2 separate regions of the Mus musculus genome follow, and region 1 is linked to region 2. The links are chromatin loops, found by intact Hi-C in ENCODE. Cell type or tissue: heart. All regions are shown on one strand. Each heading gives the region's core, and the rest is flanking DNA. Links, peaks and the distances in the headings are about the cores only.

Region 1 (6,840 bases), core at 2,982-5,481, 56 kb after region 2:
ATATGTGAAGCACATGGCACCCTTCTGAACCAAATTTGTGCCACCAACAATATCTGAGATCCATCTAAATATAACGAATAACCATGGATTTCTCAACCAGGCTACAGTCAGTCAGAATTTCAACGTTTCAAGGGTATGAACACCTGGCAGGAATGGTTTAGGAAGCACCCATCTATCAGCAAATGGAGTCATTTAACCATAGACCTTACACTTACCAGTGAGAATTCTGAGTTCTGCGGTAAGTTAGAAACCATGAAATCTGAACTGAAGCTATAGTTTCCAAAGTGGATGTATCCATTAGAAATTAACTTTCACATTCCATAGTCACTTCAATTTAAGTAAAGTTTAAATTAGACTTACTTATTTTTATTTCTCATAGGAGTTTTTTGCCTGCATGTGTCTGCTACCACATGTGAAACTCGTGCCTGTAGATATCAGAAGGTATAAGTTCCTCTGGAACTAGAGTTACAGATAGTTGGGAGCTGAGTTGTGGTCCTCCAGGAGAGCAACTAATTGTCATAACAGCCCAGTGTTTTTAATTATTATCAATTGCATTATTTATTTATTTACATTGTGTGTGCATGTCCAAGTATATATGCTATAACATGCAAAAGACAATGTGGTGAACATGGAACAAAAGAGAACAACTTGTGGAACTTGGTACTTTCCTTTCTCCATGTGGGTCCTGGGATAGAACTCAGGGTTGCAGAGTTGGCAGCAAATGCCTTAATCCACTGATCCATCTCACTGACTAGCTGGGATCAGTTCCTAAAGTGAGGAAGTCTATACATGAACAGTAGAAAAATAGGACACAAGTACACAAATTAAAAACTGTTGTCCTGTGTTGGTTTTAATGTCAACTTGATACAATCTAAAATCACATAGAAAGGGAGTCTCAATGACGAGTTCTATAAATGGGGAGACCTGTGGGCATGTCTATGGACTATTTCTTAAGTTAACTGAGAAGGTAAGTCTTGCCCACTGTGGCAAGAAACAGGAACCTGACCTACATATGAATGGGGAAAGTCAGGTGAACACTAGCATGTGTGCATCAATCCTCTGCTCTTTGCTCTTGACAGCCATGCATGTGATGGGGCTATGTTTTCATTTTTCTGCTCCCCTGGCTTCCCACAGCAATAGCCTAAAAGCTGAAAATTTGAATCCAATAAAAGATTTATTTGTTTCTATTATTGCTTAGTTCAGAGCATTTTTGTCATAGCAAGTTGTATGAAAATTAAGATGTCTCCTTTGAGGGGAGTCAGTGAGCTAGGAGAACACAAAGACTTACACAAGTTTTTCTATGTTGCACTCTGCCTGGTTCAAGACATCACACAACAGTTTCACCTCACTGTGAGTCAGAAATGAGCAGCCAAGGTCCAAATATTGCAAACTGCAGTTCTGAATCAATTCAAAGAATGCGTGGTTATCACCAAAGAAGTGCACATTATTTGCCCTGCAGAACAAGGAAATGTATCCATCAATTTCCATCCAGCCCAAGCTCCTGTCTTTGGAAAGATCCTCTATCCCATACTGACCACATAACTCTAATTTTGTACCCCAGTTCCAGCTCACTGGTTCTCGAGCTGGGTAATTTTTCTCTTCCATGTAGAATTCTGAGAAACATATTGAGGCAATGTTGGCTGTCACATGAGGAAGCTACTGGCATCTAGAAAGCAGAACCCTGCACATGCTCTCAACATCCTAAAATTCATGGGCCAGCCCTCAATGAAGAATGGTCAGAAATAGACATTACAGGTGTCAAGACAGTAAGATTCCACTTTAGACTACATAAACCTTCATTTATGCAGTTAGCTGAGAGATGTTGGGAAGGCTAGTCCGTTATTTCAGTGATATGACTAAATCTAAGTCTACTTTTAACTTACACAAGTTTGTTAAGGGTGAAGCTGGGGTATTTCAGATATTCATACAAGATTCGAATGGCTGGCTCATTGAAACTAGTGTCTTTTATTTGGAGTACCTGGATGTCTTTACTCCTTACAAATACAGAGCACATATCATTCCAACAGATGATTAGTTTTTTCCTGTTACAGAAGAGAAAGGAATTGTTAGAAGTTAATTCAAGGGGGTGGAGAGATGGCTCAGTGGTTAAGACCATTTACTATTCTTGAAGAAGACCTGAGGCCAGTTTCCAGCACCAATGTGGTGGTTCACAACCATCTGGAACACCAATTCCTAGGTTATCTGACACCTCTTCCACCCACCATGGGCATGCATACCATGTACATGCACACATGTAGGCAAAAACATTCATACCCACAAAATATTAATAAACAGATGATAAAATGTGCCAGAGCCTTCAAAATCTACTCTTTTACAAAAAGTTAAGTCAAGCCATTCACAGCACATAAATGTAGCAAACTGAATCCCAAACTGGGTAAGGGTAGTGACCTAAGGTCATTTCCTATTTCCAGTTCTTAGTTAGACATATGGCAAGGTCTGTGGGATTCTAGATGTTACAGCTTGAATGTAGAGATGCAGTTAATGTCTACTTGGAAAAGGACAGAGGATTCTGAGAATCCTATGCACTGGGGACCATGCTTGTCTGGGGCTTTCACCTACCCTCCCAACTTCCACAACAGCATAAGACAACCTAGATATAAGACAACCTAGACATCTTGGCAGTGTTGAAGTTGAAAAATCCTGTCTTACAAATAACCTTGGTAGTTTTAGAACGAAAAAATGAGGCAGGGTTCTGGAGCTACTGAGTCAAAACCTAGAGCAAAGATCTGGCTCAAGCTTCAGATGCCACTACTTACTCAGTACGTATCTTGGATGATATATGTGGCTTCTCTGTCTACTTTCCTCAACTCTAACAGGATAATCAAATTTGCCTTGTAACATTTCTTACTGTGTGTGTGCTACATTATGTGTGTGCAGGTCAAAGGAGAACTTGTAAGAATCATTTTTCCTACCTTGCAGTCTAAGCCATTGAACATAGGTCATCATTCTTGAGGACATGAACCTTTTGTCTGCTAAGCCATCTTGGCAGTGTGCCTTACATGTTTCTGAATACGAGTCAATTTAGAACTTTTTTTGTGTGTATATAGTTGTGAGTGCATGTGAATATGTGTGCATGTATGTGCTTGCGTATGAAAACCATGTCTCTTGCCTCCTTAGTGCTGGTTTGTTTTTGGTTTTGTTGTTGTTGTTTTTATGTGGATCCAGCGGATGAAACTGAAGTCCTCTTGCTTCTGCAGCAACTGAGCTATCACCATATTCCCCTTAACACTTCACCTTTATGAATTAGTTTGCAGCTAAGGGATCAAGAAAGAGTCTGAGTATGATGTTTGTATCTCAGAAGGGCAGAAAACACACATGACATAAACCGTCACACTCCATCCCCACAGTATGGTGGGTTAATATCATTGTTATCTTGATAATAAGGCCACTATAACTAAGAAAAGGAAAGTCTCAAGGATAAATTCCAGGGTTCCTAAACAGTCAACTTTACTTATTCTAATGATGCAGAAAGATCAGAAGTTTAAGGCAGCCTTGATTACAGAATGAATGGAAGGCTAAACTGTGCCTCTAGACATGAGCTGGGGTTGTAGTTCCTAGTAAAGTGTGAGCCTGGTATATATGATGCCCTAGATTCTATTCTCAGGATTGAAAAAAAATTCATCAAGAGATCCAAATTTTTATACACATATACTTTTGTTGTTTGATTTTTTTTTGAGACAGAATGTCGCTCTTTAGACCAGACTGACCTGAAACCCACTTTTTCTATAGCCCAGAATAGTTTAAAATTCTCAGAAAATCTCTTGTCTCAGATTCCTGAGTGCTATGGTTACAAGCATGAAAAGCTCCCACCTGGCTCAGTTTGATTCCTTAGATACACTTATGTATTTTAGGCCTGCCCTGTACTTGCTATATAAACAAAGATGACCCTGAATTTCTGATCTGCCTCCATTAGCTACATGTACCACTACACTCTGGTTTTATATGATGCTAGGGAACAAATCCAGGATGTGTGCAATATAGCAGGCAGTACTCTGTGAACTGAGCTACTTTCTGGGTCCCTGTCTATATGAACTGATGTATCACGGCTAATCCATAAATATGCAGAACTAATACCTAACAAAAAATAGCTAGGCAAGAAAGCACATGCCTTTAATTCATGTACTCTGGAGATAGGAAGATGGATATCTGAATTCCAGGCTTGCCACAACAACATAGTGAGATCCTGTCTCAAAACAAATAACAAAATAAATATTAATAATATCAAATAACATGTCTGTAAAAGAGACAGTCTGAGGCTCAAGATGGCATCTATCAGGATGGAGACAATTTGGTGGTTAATTTAAGAGTGCTTATGTTTCTTCTGATATTAAGAATTTGGATCCCAGAACACACATCTGGCATTTAACTATATAGCTCCAGGGTGTCTGATGATATCTTCTAGCCACTGAGGCCATCTCTACATGTGTGCATACTAACATACAACCACAAACACACAAAATAAAAATGAATCTTAAAAAAATAGAAACTGCTGTCAAAACAGGTGAATTTCTTGTTTTTCCCTTAAAAGTTCTATTTTGTTTTTAAAAAAAATTTTAAACCATTTAATTGAAATAGAATTACATCACTTTCCCCCTTCTATCCCTATTCTGTACCTCCAACAATCGAATTGACAGCTTTTTTATTGTTTACACACACACACACACACTCACATATACACAAAACCTGTTGAGTCTGGTTTTGTTGTTTGTGTGTAAGTAGGTTCTAGGCTGACCACTCCCCATTGGACAACCAGTATGGGTGAGTTTTGAATCTGTCCCTGTATAGTTATGCTTTATATAAACAGATTTGGAAAATTGGACTGAAAAGAAAGATAGTGAATGGACTCACATACATCTCTGGTTTCCTTTTTCATTCAGGACATTTTGGGTTGAAAAGGATAGTTTCTTCAGTGTAGAACAGTGTTTCAAGCAATAGGCAGCAAGAATTAAATCAGAATAATTCTTAGCCACAAAGTTAATCTGTTGCATACAATTCATTACTTTCACTAGGAAGGCTTCATCTTCTATCTCAGACAGACAGCAAAACAATTTCATGCCATCTATTTGTTCTTGAAGCTCTGCATTGCCACTTATGGTTTCCAGACACTGATATAACTTATGCTGTATTTTCTGAGATAACCTGCGGCCAAAAAACACCACAAGCTTTTCTTGTTCTGATTTCTGTAAAAGACCAAAGATGAAACAGCCCAAAAATATCCATTGTGTTTTTACTTTCTTTAAAAACATAAACAAGACAGTCTCTATACTTTTAACATCCTGGCTAGGGTGGTCCACATGGCTCTTTAGCAGATAAAAGATGGCAGCACAGACCTCCTGAACAGATGGGTGGAGGAATATGTAATAATTTTCAAATTCTCTGATCTTTCCAAGCATTCCAATGTCCAAAAGTGTGGGGATGTCAGAGTCCAAGATCCCATTTCTCCTGAGAGCCTCCTCACCAAACACAAATGTGTCAGTCCACATGCCCTCAGCAGCTAGAGAACATAAGCCCTGCAGCTGGTCTTGGCTTTTCTTACTTGGATATTGGGCACTTTGGGGAATGAACAAATTCAAGATGTGAGTGGTATACAGGGAAGTGATATGTCGGCAGACAGAGACTGGGTCTCCTCCCTTCTCTATCTCCTCTTTTAGACAAGTAGCCACCATCCAGCAGAGCAGAGGGACCTGACATATAGTGAACAGCTGCTCGTTTTCTCTCACCAAACTGAAGGCCTCTTGGGCTCTGATCTTATCTTGGAACAATCTGTGGAAATATATCTTAATACTTCTCTCATCGAATGCAGTTGCTGTTTTCACATCTGTGCACAGAATCCTGTCCTCCATTTTCTCAAAAGTCTCTGGGGTAGTGGAGAGGAGGAAAGAGGATTCAGGGAGCATCTTCCTCGTGAGCAAACTGCTCAGCAGTATACTCACTGGCTGCTTCTCCATGCAGTTGTCACACAGCTCTGATTCCTGTTTGGTTAAATCACATTCCATCCCTTCCAAGCTGTCAATGATAAATAAGAGTTTCTCAGGTTGGGATAGGATCTCCTCTATAGGAGCCGAGGGGCTGGGCCACTCTCTGGAGATAAGTTCAGCAAGGCTGGCTGTCTTCAACTGCTTCACATCTCGACAGCAGAAGTAGAAAGTGTAGGAGAATTTGTTTTGAAACACCAGGCCTTTTGACCAGGCCAGCATTAAATTTTTCAACATCATTGTCTTGCCAATTCCAGCCATGCCTTGCAGAAACACCATGTGTGGCTTCTTTTCAGTTCCCTTTGATATGAGAAGGTTCTCAAAAGTGTCACAGTCATTCTGAATGAAAATCTCTTTAATGAAATCTTGAATACGGACGTTAAATTTTTTGGAGCAATCATGGGTCAGCTTTTTCTTCAGATGATCTCGATATAACTTTGGGTTTCCTGAGTCAGTGAGTCCAAGAGGGGAAGAATCTACAACATCTCAAAGTTAAGTTAAACATTCACCTATATATTGTCTTATTTCAGTAGTTTAACTCTCAGAATGTACCTTTAATATTTTTTTATTTTTAATTACATGATAGAGGGTGCCTATGGAAGTCAGAGGTGTTAAATAAACCCAGAGCATGTGTGTGCATGTGTATACACAAAAAATAAATGCAAGAAAAGTCAAAAGAAGTCAACAGGTTGATTTTCTTACTGAAGAGCAAGAGCAGAACGTGGAATAAAGAGCCTAAGGATAATTGGAAACAAAATCCAGCCTATATAAAAAAGATTTTAAAAAAAGAAATATACACAAGACATATTAAGATCTAACACATGAGGATCAAGAGATGGCTCAG
Region 2 (7,628 bases), core at 2,956-5,455:
GCTCATTTAACATTTTCATTCAAACTCTGTTGGGCCCAGCTTGCATGCATTCTCACAATTACATACTTACACACACACATGATACATTCTCACAATTACATACTTACACATCCATACTTACATATACATGTGGAGCAAAAGACCAAGCACCAGTGTAGAAAGAACTCTCTCATTCTGGACAAAAAAGGAGCTCCAATCTTTATTACATAGAGAAAGAAAAGGCTTCTACCCTTTTAATGCTAAATGAATTAAACCCATGTTTGTAAGAAAAAAAAAAAAGCTTTGTTTCTTTTAATAAGACTAAGCCTGCCTTGTCCTTACCATGGGACCTGTTCTGTCCCATGGTAAGGAGAAGCCTGCCTGCTCCTTCTGCTCTCTGCAGCATCTTCTTTTTTCCTCTTACCCTCTGCATTCTGCATATTGCTCTCTTAGTATTTTATGTTACCTATAGTTTCTAAGTTATTCCACTCTACATTCTCCTTCTAATCTAAAAAGTGTTCTGTCTAAAAACTTCTCCTCAATTCAGTTCCTCTCTCAGCTCAGTTCTTTTCACCTCCATTCCTCTCACCTCAGTCCCTCAGTTCTAACTCCTCTCTTTGTCCTCAGTCCTTAAACATTTTTCAGAATACATGATCACATTTTACAAAGTTCATCACAAGTTCACACAGAAAATCAAATCATAAATTGAAATAGAAGTTTACAACAGAGAATGTTTACATGCATATCTATTAGGAGTAATTATCTAGCTAAACATCCATCACCTGTCTCAGCTCCACAGGTTCACTGAAGGTTTAAAACCATAACTAAGTTATTAGCGAAGTTTTATATAGATAAACCCAGCCAATATTTTATCTTCTGTCCTAGCACCTATAATAAATCATTAGTTCCCTTTTTATAACCTTTGGTTAATTGTTTTACAACCTCTTGGAATGTGCTCTGAGTAGAAGAAAGTCTGGTTACTAAGAGCAATTAACTGGTGACACTTGGAAGACTGGCAGAGTTCTCATCCAGTTTTGACTATCAGAAAAGGACCCAATAGCAGTCCTACTATTAATGAGCTTAATAATCACTGATATAATTTTAGGAATTCTTATAGGATCATCATAAAGACTTGTCATTTATTTATCTACCCACTCCAAAGGGGTGTGTTATTACTTAGTGATTATTATATATGTTTAAAATAACAGGAAAGCATATTAATAGCAGGAATCTTTTCTAAAATGAATCCCTTACAGCCTTGATAAATAAGGGCACACCTGCCACAGATTATATAATAATCTGAAGCAGGCCATTTCAGGATGATCACCTGCTGGTTATTAGCTTGTCCCATTATGGCTCCTGACAACCTGCAATACTAGAATCTGGGTGGTGAAGGCAGGTGGATTACTAGTTTAAGGTCATCTGTGTAAACAGTGATTTTTCAGCAGGCCCACATTAAGACTCTGCTTCAAAAAACCAACCAACTTCAATAACATCAAAATCATTAAGAATCGTATTGCCTCCCCCTTTCCAGGCAGGGGTCACCAGCTTTACCCTCCCTCCGAGAAGCCCTGACCTTCCCCTTCTGAGCCCCTGCTTTGCTGAAAATCTTGGTTGTCTTTCCCTTGCAACTACTTAACTCCAGTATCTGCCTTGGTTACCACATTACATTTTCCTGGTGTTCCAGTCTCTACATGGTCACCCTTAGAAAGATTGAATCTACAATCTCTTTTTGCCACCTTTGGGTATTCGAGGTCAGGACTTTGACATATTTGTTTCAATCAGGGTCTACAACTCAACACTCCAGCCAACTGTAAAGACAATTTTTAATAATATCTAAGCAACCTTGCCCATCACAAGTTCACACAGAAAATCAAATCATAAATTGAAATAGAAGTTTACAACAGATGTTTACATGCATATCCATCAGGAGTAATTATCTAGCTCAACATCCATCACCTGTTTCAGCTCCACAACTTCACCAAATAGCTAAGGGGAAAAATAATGTGAGTCTTTAAAGGATGAACTCAAGTGAAAGGCTTAGACCCAAATACTGGGTGTGTCCATACATGTCTGCTTCTCTGTGTGTTATTTCTCAGCCTCACACCCATGAATATAAACATAAATATATAAATATATCTCTACCCTCTACAGTCTCAGATATCCAACCCTCACGATGCCTACACGTTATTTATTTTCTTTTTGTATCTGGGAGGCCTCTGGAGTATCTGCTCCTCTGAAGTCTCTAGCCCACCCAACAATCTCTTGTGGTCAGTTTACTTACTTCAAAGTCGGAAAAAGCCAGATACAGTCGGAAGGATTGTCTATAGATCCAACTGGAGCAAGTATTGGAGGATTTTGACAATTAATGAATTTTTCTCCTTTAAAAAAAAAAAAAAGGTAAAATAGTTAAAGTACTGCTACAAGTCTTGGCTACCCTGCTAAAGTAAATCCAAATAACCATAACAGAGAATACAAACTGGTCCTGGTGGGTCTAGATGTGAGGGAGGAAAGGGGTAAGACAAAAGAAGGGCACACACCTACTCAAATAACAAAGCAAATAAAAGCATACAAGAGAAAAGAAGCAGAGGACAAAATTCGCTGACTCATTGCCCAAGGGCTTCCAGGTCAGTCCTTAATATATGGCAACTGGGACTGGGTAGAAAAAGTCTATGGTGCTATTTGATTGGCCAATGTGCCATTCCCTCTCATTGGTTGGGAGGGGGTGAGGGGGAGATTGGTGAAAGAAAGGAAGGATATGATTGATATTGGAGATTGGTGTGTGAATCTCAGCCCTCAAGACCTGGTATTCTACAGATTGTTGATGTTGCAGTGAATCTGGATATAGGCTTCCTGAGGAACTCCAGATAAGGGATCTCCAAGGTTTCTGGTTGTATGAATGCATCCCTTCATTCTCCTTGCGTGTGGTTATTATTGTATGTATGCCATCACTATCTCACATTTAATAAGAGTGTATAAATGAGGTTAGAGGCAGCCTCTCTGTCTTTGTCCCCACAACCCCCATGTAGTCCAGGCTGGCACTGAACTCAGGCTTGTCATGTATCTGCCTCTTAAGTGCCAGGACTACAGGTATGTACAACCCTTGTGGCTAAATTTCAAGTTCTAACTATAAATACCAAGGCTATATTCCCTTCCCTGGCTTAAGCTACCCAATGTTAACTGCTGTTTGAAAATATTAAGTGTGGAAAGAGCCAGCAGTGAGAAGACTAAGCTGGTTGTACTTGACATCAAGCCTTGAAGACCTGAGTTCATGGTGGAAGGAAAAATTTACTCCTGCAAGTTGTCCTGTAATTCATTCACTCATGTACACACAATTTATAGATGGATAAATAAATGTAATAAATATCTTAAAAGTTAAGTGATAAATCCCAAAAATAAAGAACTCAATATTATTAAATAACTTTTACTGTGTATAATTAATGTTACTCTGTTTTATTATATTATTAATTATATTTTAAGTTATCTTATAAGTTATTAATAATTTTCTATGCCTAATATATAGATTAAACTTCTGTAGGTGAATATATGGAAAAAATGTACAGGGATCTAACAAGGATCTATTCTTAGTCTCACACATCAACTGGACAGCTTCAAATGGACTTAGATGGTCAATGTAAATACACGGTAATTATTATATATATATATATATATATATACACATATTGGGAAGATGGTCAGGTTTATATATCAATTTTGTATTGATCAAACCGGTCTTATGTATTTTGTTTTGTTAATCATGGCTGGCTGCATGTGGAACTCAAGCAGGGTCCTTGAGCATGTCACACAACTGCTCCATCACTGAACTAGAACTCCACCCTGTCCACTGTCCAGTGTGCTCTAGCGTTTTCATTGTAGTGCCACACTTCCAGCCAACCCCCTACTCCCCCAACCAAAAAAAAAAAAAGCTGCTGCTTCTGAACCCAAGAACCAGAGTTCTCTTGTTAAAGGAGAGAACTGACTCTCCTGAGTTGTCCTCTGACCTCCACTCATAGACATGGAGACATGCACACACACACACACACACACACACACACACACACACACAGAGTAAAAACTCAAAGGTATCATCTTAAATGATCTTTCCTTTCATCATGAGTTTTAGCTGCTTCAGTTTTGAACTGTTTTATTGTTTTGTTTGGGGGTTTTTCTAGTTTATAAAGTCCTGGGAATATATTCTGCCCCCCCTTTGAGTCTACTGAGAGGACCATCATTTTTGTTTTGGGGTGCATGATGGGAAGAGTCACAGTCACCAATGGTACTCAGAACACTTGACTGATTTCAGGAGACAGCTGAAGGTGGGAACAGGTCCTCAGTGATGATTACAGATGCCAGGTGATTCTAGAATGTTGAATCCTGGGTTAAGGATCTAGACCAGTGTTCTCCACCTTCCTGAGGCTGCTGTCCTCTCATGCAGTTCTTCATGCTGTGGTGACCCCCAACCATAAGGTGATTTCCCTTTCTATTTCATAACAGCAATTTTCTATTTTTATGAATTGTAATATGATAGACTGGATATCTGATACAGTGAAAAGTAGTTTGACCAACCACACACAAGGGGTCAAGACCTACAGGTCATTAGAAAGTCTGTCTATACCTCCTTCACCACTATAATCTACACGTTGCACATGTATTTATTTACTTTTAGGGAAATTTATTTAATTTTTTATTTAATATATAAGAGAGAGTAATTTTCTGGAGTCAGTTTTCTCCTTCCATGTGTTGGTCCCAGGAATTGAATTCAGGTCATCAGGCTTGATGGCAAGCACCTTTACCAAAGGAGCTAACTCGGTGGCCCGCCACAGCATTTGTGACATCTCTCAAGGTCCATTTACATGGAACCTTGGCAGGTGATGACATATCTTATTCCTTAGTAGTTTATGGCATCTCTAAGCTATGTGAAATTGAAATTGTGTGTGGAGAAGTTCATTGACTTCTGTGCCCTCCAGATATCTTGCTGTGAAGTTCTTGTCTGGTGCCCTAGTAGCTCTGACATTATCAGCTGGGTGTGGACCACTTTTCAGTCAGGAGATGCTGTGAAGACCCACAATGAGCAAGATTTCTGGGGTGCCCAGTCTATCTCACAAATGTACAGGTGTGACAGTGTTTCTGTTGTTGTTGTTTTGTTGTTATTGTTGTTGTTTATGTTCTCTGTGCACAATTGCATTTGCCTTGGAGGCAGCACTAAACAGAATCAATAGGAAGTATCTAGATATTTAATCATATACAGCTTATAACAATTAAAATAATAAGAGGCCATGATTTCAAAAGGTAGCAGAGGAAGGGGTATGCTAAATAGATTAAAGAGTAAAAAATGAAGGGATGCAATTATATTTTGATTTGAAAATAGTTAAGAAAATGAAAAGACAAAGAGGAAATTATTTGCAAATTAAGCATGATTTTCAATTAAAAATTATATACAGATTAAATCAAGTATTCTCAAAACCTAATTTTAAAAAACTCACATTTAAAACTAAGTAAAAAAATTTTACCAAGGTGTGGTGGCATATAATTTTAATGCCAGACATTGGGAAGACAGGGAAGACTGATCTCTTTGAGTCCAAGGCCAGCCTAGTCTACATACCATGTTCTAGGCCAGCTAGGGTTACATAGTAAGACCTGGTCTCAAAAACATTTTTTGAACAGATACTTTATCAAAAAATATACACAGATATAAGTCAAGCATATGAAAATATACCCACCATCATTAGAAAAATGAAAACCACAGTGCCACTGATTTCTGTATCTATCACTATAGATAGAATTCAAGAATCCCAGTAATGGGGTAGGGTTAATGACTAGGTGTTAAAAAGTTGTTGCCAGCCAAGTGTGAAACCTCAGGACTCATGTAAAAACTGAGCTTGGGAGCTCATTGTACTTTGAATACTCCTACCCTGGTAATAATAGGAAAGACAAGAGAATTCCCAGAAGTTCATGGGCCAGCTAACCTGGCAGTCACTGATGGAAGCAGGGACTTGAACCTGAGATTGTTTTTTTTTTCTATTTCCATGGGTTCAGTGTTCTCTCTCTCTCTCTCTCTCTCTCTCTCTCTCTCTCTCTCCCTCTCTGATGCCTTGACTATTCCATGATATGGTAAAGAGAAAGTTTTTTACTGTAACTATGAGAAAACAGCCAGAGACATCTGGAATATTCCAGAACTTAGAGAGAAAGAAGAAAATTGGACATGGCCAACATGACCATGAGAGAAGCAGAAGCAGAGAGATAAAAGAACATAGAAGAAGAGTGCCAGAGAGCAGAGAGAGAGAGGGAAGAGGGAGACTGGGAAAGGGCATACTTGAAAGAGCAGGTTTAGCTGGGCAGTGGTGGTGCATGCCTTTAATCCCAGCATATGGGATGTAGAGGCAGGCGAATTTCTGAGTTTGAGACCAGCCTGGTCTACAGAGTGAGTTCCAGGACAGCCAGGGCTACACAGAGAAGCCCTGGCTTGAAAAAACAATAAATAAATAAATAAATAAATAAATAAATAAATAAATAAGCAGGTTTATATGGAGGATGAGTAGCTGGAAAGACCATGCACTTGGGTATGCTAACAAGCACAATTGATGGCCATTTGTCTCTGGTGCATTTTGAAATTTGGAAAAATGGAGTTTCCTTTGGACCTGACATATCTGTCTCTCTGTCTCTGTCTCTGTCTCTCTCCTTTTTTAACTAACTAAAACTTTTTGAAGATTCCTCATATCTATGAGGGTGTGGAGGAGTTTGTAATCTATATAGTCAACTATAATCTATATAGAGTTCATAGCCTCTTAAAAATCAAGCATATTTCTACCCACAAGATTGAGCAGTTCCATTTCTAAGTATTTAGAGAGAAATGAAAGCATGTGCTGTCATGAAGACTGGTATACAGTGATGGATGACCAGCTTTAGTAGCGGTTCACTAAAACTGTAAAGCAGATGTCTATACTCTGAAGTAGTCACACAACGGAAAGTTCCTGAGCAATAAAACAATTTTTTAAAGGGAATGGTTAGTACATATACCACATATATGTTGAAAGAATTTTAAAATAATTACACTGAGAAAAAAGAATGTCTCCAATATGAGTCTATTTAAATAAAAATGTTTGAATGCAAGAAAGGAATACAAAGGAAAACAGTTAAACAAATGAAACAAACACAATCTGAAAACTTTCTGATATTATGAATAATTTCAGACAAATGATTATCAAACTAGGAACCCTGAGTAGGAAAACAATAACATTCTAACCCTCTCCTATCCAAGCTAATACATTCCAAAGAGAATGAGAAAAATCTTGAAAGTCATTTAGGAAAATGACATGATGTTTACAAAAGATCAGAATTCTTAAAATGGATAATATTGACATTGAGTACTGGAATTTTTTTTCATTTTCATTTAGTTGTAGTGAGTAAAAAAATCGAAAGTAAAAAATTTGAAATCCCCAAATGATACTGGCAAAAGGCATCATGGCTTTAGAAGTGTGACATAATGTCTTCAAATGAAATTTAACTCTGTCCTTTAATTTTGTAATTCTTACCTTTTTTATTTGTTTTGGTTTTTGGTTCTTTTTTTTTTTCTGTTTTGTTTTGTTTTTTGAGATAGGATTTCTCTGTATAGTCCTGGCTGTCCTGGAACTCACTCTGTAGACCAGGCT

The links. A loop is a pair of places that touch in the nucleus more often than their neighbours do. Peaks named below come from ENCODE experiments on the same cell type or tissue, not always from the same donor. Only the 100,000 strongest peaks of a DNase experiment are listed, where the experiment ranks them.
Region 1: it touches region 2 in a loop (7-fold over the local background); 36 of 42 quality-filtered maps call a loop at or near these places.

The regions. Positions count from the first base shown.
Region 1 is chr9:124,348,473-124,355,312 of GRCm38, reverse strand. Nlrp4g (NLR family, pyrin domain containing 4G) reads right to left here and starts at 6,478. Exons shown (of 4, transcript NM_001346422.1): 1 at 4,870-6,478; 2 at 1,884-2,042; 3 at 1,289-1,453. The coding sequence starts at 6,478. In heart, for the core only: no CTCF peak of the experiment used is centred there; no DNase peak of the experiment used is centred there.
Region 2 is chr9:124,403,704-124,411,331 of GRCm38, reverse strand. No RefSeq gene overlaps it. Among named protein-coding and RNA genes, the nearest start is that of 4930526I15Rik, 16 kb to the left of the region's middle. In heart, for the core only: no CTCF peak of the experiment used is centred there; no DNase peak of the experiment used is centred there.